Linked DNA regions of Mus musculus: region 2 is linked to region 1. A link is a loop called in an ENCODE intact Hi-C map of the cell type or tissue named here. Cell type or tissue: left cerebral cortex. All regions are shown on one strand.

Region 1 (8,000 bases):
CACAGTTTACCACCAAGCCCAGTTTGCAGTGGTGGAAGGATGTCTGCTTGAATGGATGGTTTTATCTCAAGAGTCTGATAGGAAGAGAACATGTGAAAATAGTTTATGTAACTACATTTTCTATACAGAGTCATTTACTATTCAAAATAGAATCGTTCTCCAGGGAGGTCCCTTCAGTAGGTAAAGTCCGGAGTGGGAAGCTGGTTATATCCTTTTAAGTTTAGTGTTTCAAAGTACACTCCAGTTTCTCTTGCCCTGGAAAATGTGAAGAGTCCTCCGGCCTTTAACCTCAGTTTTCTAGAAGTGTAACAGAGCTGATTGAGGATGATATAGTATCTACGTTAGAAACAGAGCCTGAGTTTCTCAGTCCTTCCCCTAAAGAAATGCAAGAATTGCTTATAAATTTAATTGGTTGCACATGCCCCGGCCCAACGCCTTGTGTATGTTAGGCAAGTGTGTGACCACTGAAATCCTCTCCCCCTGATTTATTAATCTACTCTCTGTGTGGGGAAGAGCCATAGCATGGGGAAGTCACAGAACAGATTGGTGGAGTTGATTCTTTCCTTGCACCATTGGGTGATGGAGCCTCAAGTCAGGTGGCCAGGCTTGGTGGTGAGACCTTTATCATCCTAATTGTCTCACTGGCCCTTAATTGATTCGTAATGAGCTAGCCTCCTAGACTAGTTTAATAAAAGATGTACATGATTCTCCCTGGGAAAGAGAAAATTAAAGCCTGTCATACATGTCTCCTATTTTCAATATTATTAAGTATAAGTTGCATTCTTATATTATCCAGTGGCAACACAGAGCTGAACTAGATCATAGAGCTTCTCCATTCCTGAAGTGGAGTTTTTAGCCCTGAATTTCACATTTAACCAACTGAAAGCTGTGGACAATGTAAATGAACAGTTTTGCCCTTAAAGCTAGTGTCAACCTGATAAGTCAGTTGCAGCTTTTTTAACTTAATCATTTGAGCAGTTGTCTCTAAGGGAGCTCAGTATTTATTCTCTCATCAAAGAATCTACTTGTACAAAGAACCCTGGGTGCAGTTATTGGCATAGTACAGAGTCTTTATTTTCAGAACCTGGAGAGGAGGTAATAGCACAGTTTTACAGATAGACAAACAAGCATTTCAGTATCGACTTGAGCCAGGGAGTTCCTCTGAATCCCAGCACTTGAGATGTGCAGCAGGATGAGGAAGTCAGTCAAGGACATCTTGAGCTAGAGAACTGTTTATCAAAACTCTAATGAAGCCCATTGGGTCAGCAAGAAGACAAGTAAGAAAAGGAAGGTGTTTCAATGGTAGGGGCATTAAGAGGGTACTGGGACAAAAATGATCAGAATACATTTTATGCATGGATAAAATATTCTATTTTGCATAATTAATATGTTTACTCAGAAAATAATAGTAGATGTGTCTTAGTTGGGGTTTCTATTGCTGCCATGAAATATGATGATCAAAAGCAAGTTGGGGAGGAAAGGGTTTATTTGGCTTACATTTCCATCACAATCATCAAAGAAGGTCAGGACAAAAACCTCAAACAGGGCAGGAACCTGGAGGCAGGAGCTGATATAGATGCTGCTCACTGGCTTGCTCTCATGGTTATGCTCAGTCTAACTACTTCCTTATAGAACCCAGGACTAGAATGGCAGGTCGTGTCTCAATAGCACACTAGGCCAAGGCAGTTCCACATGGAAGAGGTTTTATTGGAAGGGAGAGACAAGGTAGTGGCAGAAAGAGAAGATGGGAGAAAGAGAATGAGAAAGGGGCATTCTCCTTATTTATATGGAAAATGACGTAACACAGGTAAAGGTGAGAGGTGAGCCAAGTGGATGCTAGAAATATTGGTGCCTGTTGGCAACCAATCTGCAGGCCGCGCTGTCACCTATGTGTGTTATAGATTTGGGATGTCCTGATGTCAACAACCAGCCTATGGATGGAACCACTCAATGGGTTGGTCCCTACCCTATTGATCACTAAGAAAATGCCCTACAGGTTTGCCGAGAGCCCAGTCTTAGGGAGGAATTTTCTCAATTGAGGTTCCTTCCTCTCAGATGATTTTAGCATGTTTCAAGTTGACAAAAACTATCCAGCACAAGGTAATACCAGACACATCTAGCTACCCACGTTTATTGTTTTCTGTGAGTCTGAATAAACTCTCAAGGGAACAGGACCCTTTCCCAAGAATAAAGATTTAAGCTAACCTAACAGATAATGGCTGTAGTAGTAGGCGCAAAATAGCACGTTTGCCTTCATGTTTAATAAAAATAGTTTACACTACTCACATCAAGGATTCATTATATTTCCTCAATAATACTACGGTGTTTTTTTTTTTCAAATGATGGTTTTATTGTTCCAATAGTACGTGATTTAATGTTATTTTTAGTATTTTATTTATAATTGTAAAAGTTGACTAAGAAAAGGTCAGCGATACACAATATGTCCCATGAATTAAAATTCCTGAATATTCTATATTTTCATTCTTTGAGTCTACAAGGAGATAATATGGGCCATCCTTACCAGTTATTTCCCAACCCAAACTAGCTCCTTTCATCTTTGGTAGTCCATCTTTTTAATAGGAAGACCTCTGAGACTCAGGAATTTAAGGTACTGTTGATTGACGTGACCTCAGTGACTCCTGTTGTAGAAATTAAAAAGGAGTAACAGTGATAGGCTTAAGAATACATCAAATTTATAAGCATATGTGAGTATATTCCATGATAGTTTTTAAAGTAAAGTTTTTAATTTTCACCATTAGCACTTTTGAAATATTGCCAATAGAATTAACACCTGATGCAAAGTACACATTCCTGCTGCAAAGGGAGAAGGGTATTTCTTGTTATTGCATTCATCAGACTGTGGGAAATCTCAAGGGTTCTTTTTGCCATCAAATATTGCATACCCACTAGACAACTGATAATATGATGAAGTGGTAATCAAGGCAGATGAACTTCAACCTAAACAGCTTAGAAAAATCCTTGGTCTTGTACATGTGTTCACTGGTGAGAATGTTCTCTAAGTTAACTCCAAGATGTGTGGCTGGTGTCTCATTAATGGCATCCTTGTTTGTGTTTAATGAGAGTCTTTATTTTATTTATTTTGCTTCATAATTCTCAATGTAAGAGATACATTTAAATTCTCATACACGTTATGAATGTGTCTGCAAGGTATTCAGTGCTAGAAAATAAGTGTTGCAAAATGATAGTTATCAGAACAGCACAGGTTTATGTCTACTTAGTGTCTGGGTTGCGCCATGGAAGCTAATTATTTGTTTATTCTCATCCAGCAGTCCTAACCTGTGAGTTGTGACCTGCATTATGATTCATAGCAGTAGCAAAATTATAGTTTTGAAGTAGCAATGAAATAGATTTATGGTTTGGGGTCACTAACATGAGGAACCATGTCAAAGGGTCACAGCATTAAGAGGTTGGACATAAGGTTGAGAAGCACTGGTCTTAGGTATAGATACTGGCCCAGATGTTTGGTATCCACACTAACATGGAACACTTGTCTTTTCTACCTTCATATCTGGTTCAGACAAAGTTCAGAATTTCTCTTACATTTTACTACAGTGGACACATGAAAGATGTTTAATTCAGGATTCTGGATTTTATTGTAGCTTGATCACAGGGGAAGAAATATAAACGATTTCAGGTAGAATTGCTACATGACTAAAACTGGAGGTCCAAAAATGTTGCATACCTTCTTTCCTTGTAAAAGGGGTGTGTGTGTGTGTGTGTGTGTGTGTGTGTGTGTGTGTGCTATTAAAATTTTACTTATTAGCAAAAACAAAACAAAAATCTACAAGCAAACAAACAAAAACAAAAACCTGCCTTAAAATAGCATTTACACATTAGATCAAAATACAACAATCCAGAAAGTTGGCCTAAGTCAGTTTTCTTCACTACTAAATAACATTCATCTTCATTTTGAGAAAATTTCTGTTTACAAAGAAAATAAGAACCAAAATGTATAGATTCTAATTCGTTAGGCTGTTAGTTTTTACTGTCTAAAGTACCATATACTTCAGTTAGGAGCATTGAAACTTAATGTTCTGTAGCACAATAGGGTGACTAAACTTCATGACATTTTATAAAGTACAAGAAATATCCTTAACAAAATGTTTATGGACAGGGCCATTAGTCTCCTTATTTGATCATAGTATAATGTGTACATGTATCATGCCCTTTGAGTATATGTAATTTTGTGTCAATTTAAAAGACACCTTATATTTTAGTTTGTTACATTATATTATGATTGCCTGCTTTTTATCTTCTGTCTAGACAGTAAACTCTTGTTCCAATTTTGCTTTCCTTTGGGTGCTTGATTGAACCCCAGAACCTTCTGTGTGGTAGATTACCATCACAACATTTTTATTATTTTTTTAAAGATTTATTTTATTCATGAATGTCTGTGTGAATATGCTCACACATATGCAGGTGACATGGAGACTCAAAAGACAGAGCAGGTTCCTTGGGTTTGGAGTCTCAGGTATATGTAGGTATTAGAACCCAAACTGTAATCCTCTGATAGAGGAGCAAGTACTCATAACTCCTGAGGCATCTTTCCTGCTCCTTGTTTGTTTGAGGCAGAATCTTTAAGCTCAGGGTGAAGTTCATACAGATCCTCCTGCCTCCTGGATGCTGGTTTTGCAGTCATGAGCCATCACACTTGGCTGTCACGACATTTCTAAAATAAGGCTTAGTACAAAGCAGGGAAGACATGACTCAGACAAGTCTTACTAATTTTTAGTGGTTTTATTTATCCTTAGACAGTCTTATACAGTGTATCTTAACCATATATACCCCCAATTTCACCCCTAACACATGGCCCTCCCACCTTCCTATCCTTCCCCCCTTTTTAAAATAACACAGTGAATTCAATTTGTGATGCCTGAATAAGCACAAGTTGCTTATCAGCAAGTCTTACCATTTCAGCCCAATTAACATCTCAGGTTCATCTTGAGAATAGGAAAACCTTTTGTTTATATAGAATTATGAGGATCAGGGTTGAGGAGATGGCTCAGTGGGTAAAAGTACTTTATCAAGCATGAGGACACCATTTCGAATGCCTAAAACCCCCACATTTTACAAAGTGGGTGTAGTTACAAAACCTCTGTAGTCATAGCACTGCAGAGTGCAGAGACAGGTTAGGTAGGTCTTACTGGCTGGTAGCCTAGCTCCAGATTCAGTGGAAATGCCTCAATGGAATAACACAGTTATACAGTGTATAATAAAGTAATAAAATAGACTATGCGGTGACCTCAGCCTCCATGTGCATGCACCCAGGCACATGTGTATCTACACATAAATAGATATATGACATATACAAAAAAAAGTTTAAATTCTGATCATCAAGATGAAATTTACATGTGAAAGATCTTTATAAAGAATTAAAAGGATACACAGGTCCTGCCAGGAGAGAGCTGGTCTCCCAGAAGTGCCCTCACTCCCGAGCTCAGAGGTGAGATCTCCAATAACTGTCCAAAGCAGGACCAGCCAGGAGCACACAAGGCACAGGAACAGTGGAGCAGATGAAACAGGATTCTTTCAGTCTCCATCTGTACCTGAGAGCTGGGGGTTATTCCATATCTCCTTGTATACAGGTGCTGCTATAAGAGAGCTGGTCTACCAGCAGTGCTGACACAGGCTTACAGGCACACAGGAGGGACAAGCTCCAGCCAGAGACAGAAAGACCAGAGAAAACCAGATGGCAAAAGGCAACCACAAGAACTTTACCAATGAAAATCAAGGCTATTTGGCATCATCAGAATCCAGTTCTCCTAACACAGCCAGTCATGGATAACCCAACACACAAGAAAAGCACGATTTGGATTTAAAATCACATCTTATGGTGCTGATAGGGGACTTTAAGCAGGAGATAAATAACTTCCTTAAAGAAATACAGGAGAACACAGGTTAATAGGTAGAAGCCCTTAAAAGGGAAATACACGCACACACATACACACAGAAAAAAAAAAAAAAACCCTTAAAGATTTACAGAAGAAACATAACCAAACAGGTGAAGAAATTGAACAAACCCATCCAGGATCTAAACATGGAAATAAAAACAATAAAGAAATTACAAAGTGAGACAACCCTGGAGATAGAAAACCTAGGAAAGAGATCAGGAGTCATAGATGCAAGCATCACCAACAGAATACAAGACATAGAAGAGAAAATTCTCAGGCTCAGAATATACCATAGAAAACATTGACACAACTATAAAAGAAAATGCAAAATCCGAAATGCTCCTAACCCAAAACATTGTGTCAGAAAATCCAGGACACAATGAGAAGACCAAACCTAAGGATAATAGGTATAGAAGAGAGTGAAAATTCCCAACTTAAAGGGCCAGTAAATATCAACAAAATTATTCAAGAAAACTTTCCTAACCTAAAGAAAGAGATGCCGTGAACATACAAGAAGCCTACAGAACTCCAAATAGATTGGACCAGAAAAGAAATTTCTCCCTTCACATAATAATCACAACACCAAATGCACAAAACAAAGAAAGAATATTAAAGCAGTAAGGGAAAAAGGCAGACCTATCAGAATTATACCAGACTTCTCTTCATAGACTAAGAAAGGCAGAAGATCCTGGGCAGATGTCATACAGACTCTAAGAGAACACAAATACCAACCAAGGCTACTATATACAACAAAACTCTATTACCATAGATGAAAAACCAAGATATTCTATGACAAAACCAAATTTACACAATATCTTTCCAATTTACACAGTATCTTTCCACAAATCCAGCTCTTCAAAGAATAATAAATGAAAAATGCCAACACAAGAAGAGAAACTACACCTTAGAAAAAGCAAGAAAATAATCTTTTAACAAACCAAAAAGAAGATAGCCATATAAACATAATTCCAACTTTAACAACAAAAATAACAGGATGCAACAATCACATTTTCTTAGTATCTCTTAATATCAATGGACTCAATTCTCCAATAAAAAGACATAGACCAACAAACTGGATACGTAAATGGGACCCAACATTTTGCTGCATACAGGAAATCCACCTCAGTGGCAAAGACAGACAATACCTCAGAGTAAAAGGCTGGAAAAAACTTTTCCAAGCAAATTGTCCCAAGAAACAAGCTAGAGTAGCCTTTCTAATATCAAGTAAAATTGGCATTTAACCTAAAGTTATCAAAAAAGATAAGGAAGGACACATCATATTCATCTAAGGAAAAACTTCCCTAACCTAAAGAAAGAGATGCCGGGCTGGTGAGATGGCTCAGTGGGTAAGAGCACCCGACTGCTCTTCCGAAGGTCCGGAGTTCAAATCCCAGCAACCACATGGTGGCTCACAACCATCTGTAACAAGATCTGACGCCCTCTTCTGGAGTGTCTGAAGACAGCTACAGTGTACTTACATATAATAAATAAATAAATCTTTAAATTAAAAAAAAAAAAGATGCCAATGAAGAAGAACCAAGAAGAACTCTCAATTCTGAACATCTATGCTCAAATCAAGGGCACCCACATTCATAAAAGAAACTTTACTAAAGCTCAAAGCACATATTGCACCTCACACAAAATAGTGGGAGACTTCAACACCCCACTCTTATTAATGGGCAAATTATGGAAACAAATTAAGCAGAGACACAGTGAAACTAACAACACAGTGAAACTAGCAGAAGTTATGAACCAAATGGACTTAACAGATATCTATAGAACATACTACCCTAAAACAAAAGAATATACCTTCTTCTCAGCACCTCACTAAATCTCCTCCAAAAATGACCATATAATCTGTCACAAAATAGGCGTCAACAAGAAGATGGAAATAATCCCATGCATCCTATCAGATCACCAGGGACTAAGGCTAGTCTTCAATAGCAGCAAAAACAACAGAAAGCTCACATACACATGGAAGCTGAACAATGCCCTACTCAAGGATCACTTGGTCAAGTAAGAAATAAAGAAAGAAATTAAATACTTTTTAGAATTTAATGAAAATGAAGCCACAACATATGCAAACTT
Region 2 (8,000 bases), 74 kb after region 1:
TGACTGGTGTGAGGTGGAATCTTAGGGTTGCTTTGATTTGCATTTCCCTGATGATTAAGGATGCTGAACATTTTTTCAGGTGCTTCTCAGCCATTTGTTATTCCTCAGGTGAGAATTCTTTGTTTAGCTCTGCACCTCATTTTATAATGGGGTTATTTGATTTTCTGGAGTCCACCTTTTTGAGTTCTTTATATATACTGGATATTAGTCCCCTATCTGATTTAGGATAGGTAAAGATCCTTTCCCAATCTGATGGTGTCCTTTTTGTCTTATTGACCATGTCTTTTGCCTTATGGAAGCTTTGCAATTTTATGAGGTTCCATTTGTCAATTTTCGATCTTACAGCACAAGTCATTGCTGTTCTATTTAGGAATTTTTCCCCTGTGCTCATATCTTCAAGACTTTCCCCCACTCTCTCCTCTATAAGTTTCACTGTCTCTGGTTTTATGTGGAGTTCCTTAATCCACTTAGATTTGACCTTAGTACAAGGAGATAGGAATGGATCAATTCTCATTCTTCTACATGATAACAACCAGTTGTGCCAGCATCATTTGTTGAAAATGCTTTTTTCCACTGGACAGTTTTTGCTCCCTTGTCAAAGATCAAGTGACCATAGGTGTGTGAGTTCATTTCTGGGTCTTCAATTCTATTCCATTGGTCTACTTGTCTGTCGCCATACCAGTACCATGCAGTTTTTAATCACAATTTCTCTGTAGTACAGCTTTAGATCAGGCATGGTGATTCCCCCAGAGGTTCTTTTATCCTTGAGAAGAGTTTTTGCTATCCTAGGTTTTTTTTTTATTCCAGATGAGTTTGCAGATTGCCCTTTCTAATTCATTGAAGAATTGAGTTGGAATTTTGATGGGGATTGCATTGAATCTGTAGATAGCTTTTGACAAGATAGGCATTTTTACTATATTGATCCTACCAATCCATGAGCATGGGAGATCTTTCCATCTTCTGAGATCTTCTTTAATTTCTTTCTTCAGAGACTAGAAGTTCTTATCATACAGATCTCTCACTTCCTTAGTTAGAGTCACACCAAGGTATTTTATATTATTTGTGACTATTGAGAAGAGTGTTGTTTCCCTAATTTCTTTTTCAGCCTGTTTATTCTTTGTGTAGAGAAAGGCCATTGACATGTTTGAGTTAATTTTATATCCAGCTACTTCATTGAAGCTGTTTATCAGGCTTAGGAGTTCTCTGGTGGAATTTTTAGGGTCACTTATATATACTATCATATCATCTGCAAAAAGTGATATTTTGACTTCTTCCTTTCCAATTTGTATCCCCTAGATCTCCTTTTGTTGTCGAATTGCTCTGGCTAGGACTTCAAGTACAATGTTGAATAGGTAGGGAGAAAGTGGGCAGCCTTGTCTAGTCCCTGATTTTAGTGGGATTGCTTCCAGCTTCTCACAATTTACTTTGATGTTGGGTACTGGTTTGCTGTAGATTGCTTTTTATCATGTTTAAGTATGGGCCTTGAATTCCTGATCTTTCCAAGACTTTTATCATGAATGGGTGTTAGATTTTGTCAAATGTTTTCTCAGCATCTAATGAGATGATCATGTGGTTTTTGTCTTTAAGTTTGTTTATATAATGGATTATGTTGATGGATTTCCGTATATGAAACCACCCAGCAGGGAAGAATCTTATAGCTCGATTGCAACTTGATTTCTCAATATCATCAATCCAAGGCATGCGGTCTTCTCCAACAGAATCTTACCAACTAGTTCTAGTGGTGGTTTGCTCTTGTTACAAAAATAAAATGAAATACAAGTTGCATAGCAAAAGATACCCAATATCCTTTGAAGGCTTTCACCTTTATATATACAAGCATCACACACACACACACACACACACACACACACACACACACACACACAAACTGAGATGGTTAGTCTTATATCAACTTGACACAAACTAGAATCATAAGATAGGAGGGAGCTTCAACTGACAAAATGTTTCCATAAGATCAAGCTATAGGAAAGCCTATAGCACATTTTCTTCATTAGTGACTGATGAGGGAGGGACCAGGCCATTTTGGGTTGGGCCACCCCTGAGCTGCTGGTCTTGATATCTGTAAGACATTAATTAAGCTGAGGAGGTCCTGAGGATCAAGCCATTAAGGAGCACCCCTCCATGGCCTCTGGGTCAGATACTGCCTCCGGATTCCTACCCTGCTGGAGTTCCTATCCCGACTTCCTTCAATGATGAACAGTGATTTGTAAGCATAAGCTAAACAAACCCTTTTCTCTCCAAATTGCTTTTGGTCATATTCTTTCATTACAGCAATAGTAACCGTAATTAAGACACATGCAAAGAAAGAAAAAAGACGTGATGGAATTTCTGGGAATGTGGATCGTGTGTGTGTGTGTGTGTGTGTGTGTGAGAGAGAGAGAGAGAGAGAGAGAGAGAGAGAGAGAGAGAGAGAGATTCCTAAGAGATATAGATGGCCCAAACACTGAACATTAAAAGAATTACTTAAACTATTAGGTAATGTCAGCTGCTAGGAGATGAGGACAGGAGGGTCAGATATGTAGGGTCCTCCTCAACTACACAGGAAGGTCAAGGCCAGCTGGTCTACATGAGAGTCCTGGCTTTGAGATAGTAAAGCATGTTTAAGTACAGCTGTTTATCTGTAGATATGAATAGCCTGACCAAAATGCCATTCCCTCCCATTAGACAACAGAGGGAGGAATATGGAGGAGTTAGTTTATAGCATGAAAGAATCTTTTATCAACCAGAGAATTCTCTATGTTGGAATCCATGTGATGACAAAATTCACACTCAATCTGGTTCTATAAGTTTCCTTTTAAACGGCCCCCAGTATTTTAGATAAAGTAAATTCCACTGAAGCTTTACCTTTTCTTCAGAAAGCTCGCTGTCAAACAAGCAGAAGATGAAAATATCAAGCTGATTTCTCTGCAAACATAATAACAAGACAAGGGAAAAGTCACATTTGGACACTGTGAGGTGACATTGCCATATGCCAGTGCTTCTCAACCTGTGAACTGCAACCTCTTTTGGGGGGTCAAATGACAATTTCATAAGGGTGGACTAAGGCCATTGGGAATACCAAATATTTACATTATGATTCATAATAGTAGCAAAATTAATTATGAAATACCAAAAATAATAATTTTATGGTTGAAGATCACCACACATGAGGGACTGTATTAAAATGTCACAGTATTAGGAAGGTTGAGAACCACTGTCATATGCAAATGTGTTGAGCAGTACTTACAGGTATTCTAGGATTCATGTAACCTGTGGGCTGCAGGATAGAAATACCTATAGCCTCCTTTATCTTATATAAAAATAGAGTTCTAGACTCATTATTAATATCCACATTATGAGCATATAACTTATAGATGTTACTAATGAGTATCACCAAAACGCTTTATAGTTATTTTTCTATGCATTTGCATTTAAATAATGAATACAACCAGTTAGTCTAAAGGCCTAAATTCTGACCGAGAGTGAATCAACTATGAAGACCCAAAAGCAGTACAACTTGCTGCTAAGATCCATTCATACATCTCCCTTACTTAGAAAGGTACATGCCATGTACATTCTCCCTGTAGCTCTTATATTAAATAAACTATTAATTACAAATGCACATTAATGACAAATCCAACCAAAAGTTAATAAAAGAGAATCATACCCAAAATGTAAATTCTGTTAGGACAAAGCTAAACCTCTCTCTCACAGCTAGGACAAAGTGATTAGGACTTCAGAATCACAGAAGGGACTCTAAGTCATCAAGCTGAGTCACCTTTTGGCGCCTTCACGATCTTTTCTTTTATTTGCTGCTCTCCATTTCTTTACCAGAGACTGGTTGATTCGGATTATTTCTGGCAGGATTTTCATGGAAACACCTGTAGACCTAGTATGCTTTAAGGAAGAAAATAAAGACAAAAATGACCAGGGGAATGCACATACACTTTGAGTGACAATCAGTAAAGTGCCAGGCACAGGCAAGGCCTGTCCTCTTGCATAGGTGTTTGGTGGGTTGAGCTTTTGCTTCAGGGTGAACATTCTGTTTCCTAACTTGTGCCATTTTGCTTGGTCTGGATTTTAAAAAGTGTAATAATGCAAGAAAAGATTAAAAATAGAGACAGATAGGTGCTTATAAATCAATATTCATCTTACCATCCTTCAAACGGCCATACTATCGATCAACAGATGAATGCATTTTCAATGTGATAATATAATATGCAGTGAAATATTACTCAGCATTGAAAGTGATACTATAATATAATGTAGGTGTATTCTAGACCATGCTAAGTGGAAATAAATCAATTAAAAAATAGGAGACATTTTATGATTCCATATATAAAGTATGGCAAACTTATAGAAATAAAGAAGAAATTAGCTAGGACTGAGGAGGCCAGGGAATGAGGAATTATTATTTAATAGATATCAAGTGTCTGCTTGCGATGACTAAAATGTTTGAGAAACAGTGATGATACTTAATGGCATTATGAATGCAATTAATGCCACAGAAAATTGTAGGCAATGTGTTTCAAATGCCACATACACAATCTTATATGTAATTTGAGATAGGGTCTCACTATATAGCCAAGAGTGACACTACACTCATACACACACACACACACACACACAAACACACACACATACACTACTTTTCTTCAATCAAATAAAATCCTCTGGAAAAATATGTACAAATACAATGCTTCAAGTGTCCCTACCCACTGTGCTGGTGATGGGCTCTATGCCAGGATTTTATTCAGACTCAGCCACATTTCCAGCTCCTACCTGAGCACTTTGATTTAAATCCCAGTGGTTTGGAAATTTACCAATCACAACGGTTTATTTTCTCTTGTATCTAAGCATCTCAGTACAACCATCTGCCCCCTACCGGCAGTTATGTATCATTTATTTTCCTCTAGCTTCTCCTTGAAAACTTCACAAGCTTCTTGTCACTTGTGCTCACCACTGCTCCTGTCCTCATGCTCCCTGTCCTCATTCTTGACAACTTCAAAGGTGATGACAGAAGTCTATCTCTTGCTTCAACATCTCAGCTCCCAATCTCACCTCTACTCCTTTCTCTCCTCATTTTAGCTACTCCTGACAGGGAGAAGGGTTCCAAACGGAAGCGATTGACTCCTGGGATTAGATAATTCTTTGTTGTGAAGGATACTACACATAGTAAGATATTTAGTACTCACTGTTCCTAGCCCTTACCCACTAGAAGCTAGTAGTAGTCACTGTCAGCATACCAATCTAAAATGCCTACAGACAGAACCAAATGATTGTTAGAATGCAAAATGACCCTTACTTAAAAAGCATGAACTTATGTCTAGGGCATAAACTGGACTTTTACACTAACAATTGCTCCATTTTTAAGCACCCATTCAGAACAGTCTCTCTAACCATGCATCAGATCTCGCTCTTCGACCATCTCGTTACTCTGGAACTAGCTTAGCTCCTAAACTTCACTCTTCTGATCACTCCCACAACTCCTTTAGGCCTCCCTTATTGGACTGCAAAATTCCTTCTTGTCATTATGTTCAAGTCTGGATTACTCCAAAGTCAGTTCCCAATGCCTGACACCACTGAAGACAACTGCCCATCGTGCTGGCCAACCACATTCAATCTGTGATCACAAATTTCAAATGGGCACTTCCAAAGACAGTTGCTTTCTCTTATTCTGAGACAACCATTGCTCCTCTCCTTGCCTTCCCCCACATTCCTTTGCTTCTCTCACTCTCACATCAGCTTTGGTCATCAAGCAGTACTATGCACCAACTCATCCTCATCTGCAGCCACAACAGCATATTTCTTTCCTGAGACATCTCAATTCTACACTACATTCTCTCAACTTGACATAAAGCTTAGGGAATCTCAATTGAACTGGCTCTATCAGACTGGCCTACGTTGTTTGCTTCTATAGAGCATTTTCTTGATGAATGATTGATGGGTGAGGCCTAGGTGACTGTAGGTGGTGCCATGCCCAGGCAGATGAGCCCGAGCTATATAAGAAAAGTAACAGAACAACCTACAGCAAGACAGGAAGCAGTGTTCCTCCAGGCTCTCTACTTCAGTTCCTGCCTCCAGGTTCCTGCCCTGAGAACCTACCCTGACTTCCCTTCATGATGGACTAGTAAGCTGTAAGCCAGTTCAACCCTTTCATCTCCAGTTTGCTTTTGGTCACAGTGTTTTATTACAGCCACAGTGAGAAGAACTGCTACAGCACTGGACTCTGTTTTCTCTCTCCTGCTCTGGGACATTCTTCTGCCACTCATGAGAAACCATCCCATTATCTTCTAATTTTACTTTCTTGTTAAAATGTCTCTGTTGTCAAAATCCTTGTTTCCACTTCCTCTCCTCTTCTTGCATTGACCCCACACCAGGGTTTATTGCTCTCTGTTAAAATTAAGCTCTGTGCTTGTCTGTCTTGACTTTCCTGCAGAGATGCTTCTCTGGAAAAAGCTGCCTCCAAGTTCCCAAATAAGAAACCATTCTTTCACATCTTTTTATTTGGTTCCTCCCCTGCTTTCCCAACTGTGCACGGTAGCCTGATTTTGTACCTCTTCTTCCCCTCTGTCTCAGGCATCTCCCCTGCCCCATCTTCCCTCTCTTCTTTTGTCTTAAGCCTGCCCCTCATTGCCCACATCTTTCTCCTGCCATCCCCATTTCGAGATGAAATTCAGGGTTCTTGATTTTGCACTCAAGACAAGTACTCTCGCACTGAGCTACAGCCCCAGCCCTCAGTTCGTTTTTGGAGACAAGGTCTTGTTGACATTTCTACCATTTTAATAGAGGAACACATTAGTAAGAGATCTGAAAATGAATAATATACTGTCTCAAACAATACTCTGAAATTTAGGGAATGGTGGGTACAGCTCAGAAGAAAGTGCTTACCTAGCATACACAAGGCTCTGGGTTTGAGTCCCCAGCACCAGGAAAGTAAGAATTCCTGAAATCTAGAGGGAAAAATAAGTCTAAAAAGGAATAACACATACTGATACCCGACGAGTTGTCACAAAGTTGGCGTGTGCTCCAGCAAAAATGTCTTTGACTTCAATATCCACAAGGTCTATAAAATTAAGAGATCCACGTTCAAAGTTTTACTGGGGAAAAATAAACCTATATATAATTAAGTTAAATTTATTCATTTGTTAGAAATGTATACTCTCCTAAATTCTGACTACAAATGGCATAAGAATTAATTTTGACCAGATCAAATATTATTTATTCATTCAATAAACATTTATAGTTGTCTAGGCCCTTGCAAAACGAATCAGGGTTAACTTACTTAACTATTTGCTTGAATGTAGCAAACCATGTTGTTTATATAATTAACTAATTTGATGTCTTTTGAATCACTTAAATCTTTAGAAATGATTACCTATTACTCCAGGAAAAAGATTCAGCAGTTTAAATTGAAAGCACTAAGAACCAAAATCATAGTTCAGTGGGATCCTGTGAAAGAAGACTGAATGCGATGTCTCTTTCAGTCAATCAGTCACGAGCTAGTGGAAATATTCATACCCTCTGCAGCTAGCAGGCAGGTAATATCAGAGTTCTCTGCGGGGGCCTCCTGATGAGTTGGGTTGCTTGTGTGACTTGGTCCACGGCCTAAAGATACCACCTGACCAGTGGTGTAGACATATGCAATGGTGTGATAACTACAATATAAAATACAATAACAGTGACAATATGATAGTCCAAAGAACCAAACACCCATGAGTTTAAAAAGAAATGGAAATGACAGATTTACCTTCACCATACAGCCAGCTGTCTCATTATAGTATTTGTGTTGCAGAGTACTAGGCCTAGGCCTCCTTCAATCCCTGAAGAGGTGGTATTAACATACTATGTGGCTTTTTTTTTTTTTTTTTTTTTTTTTTGGTTCTGTGTTGAGACAGAAGCATGGTGGCGCACATCTTTAATCCCAGCACTTGGGAGGCAGAGGCAGGTGAATTTCGGAGTTCGAGGCCAGCCTGGTCTACAAAGTGAGTTCCAGGACA

What was found. A loop is a pair of places that touch in the nucleus more often than their neighbours do. Peaks named below come from ENCODE experiments on the same cell type or tissue, not always from the same donor. Only the 100,000 strongest peaks of a DNase experiment are listed, where the experiment ranks them.
Region 2: a loop joins it to region 1, with 7 times the contacts of the local background. A loop is called at or near these places in 4 of 42 quality-filtered maps.

What each region holds. Positions count from the first base shown.
Region 1 is chr6:57,681,047-57,689,046 of GRCm38, reverse strand. Pyurf (Pigy upstream reading frame) reads left to right here. Exons shown (of 2, transcript NM_025574.3): 2 at 1-4,308. Among named protein-coding and RNA genes, the nearest start is that of Pyurf, 7.0 kb to the left of the region's middle. In left cerebral cortex, no CTCF peak of the experiment used is centred here; a DNase peak (open chromatin) is centred at 4,704; H3K27ac peaks cover 463 bases.
Region 2 is chr6:57,606,700-57,614,699 of GRCm38, reverse strand. Herc6 (hect domain and RLD 6) reads right to left here. Exons shown (of 23, transcript NM_025992.2): 7 at 7,522-7,658; 8 at 6,993-7,066; 9 at 3,779-3,897; 10 at 2,866-2,925. Among named protein-coding and RNA genes, the nearest start is that of Herc6, 30 kb to the right of the region's middle. In left cerebral cortex, a CTCF peak has its summit at 4,889 (motif pointing left); DNase peaks (open chromatin) are centred at 4,832, 6,511 and 7,579; H3K27ac peaks cover 1,358 bases.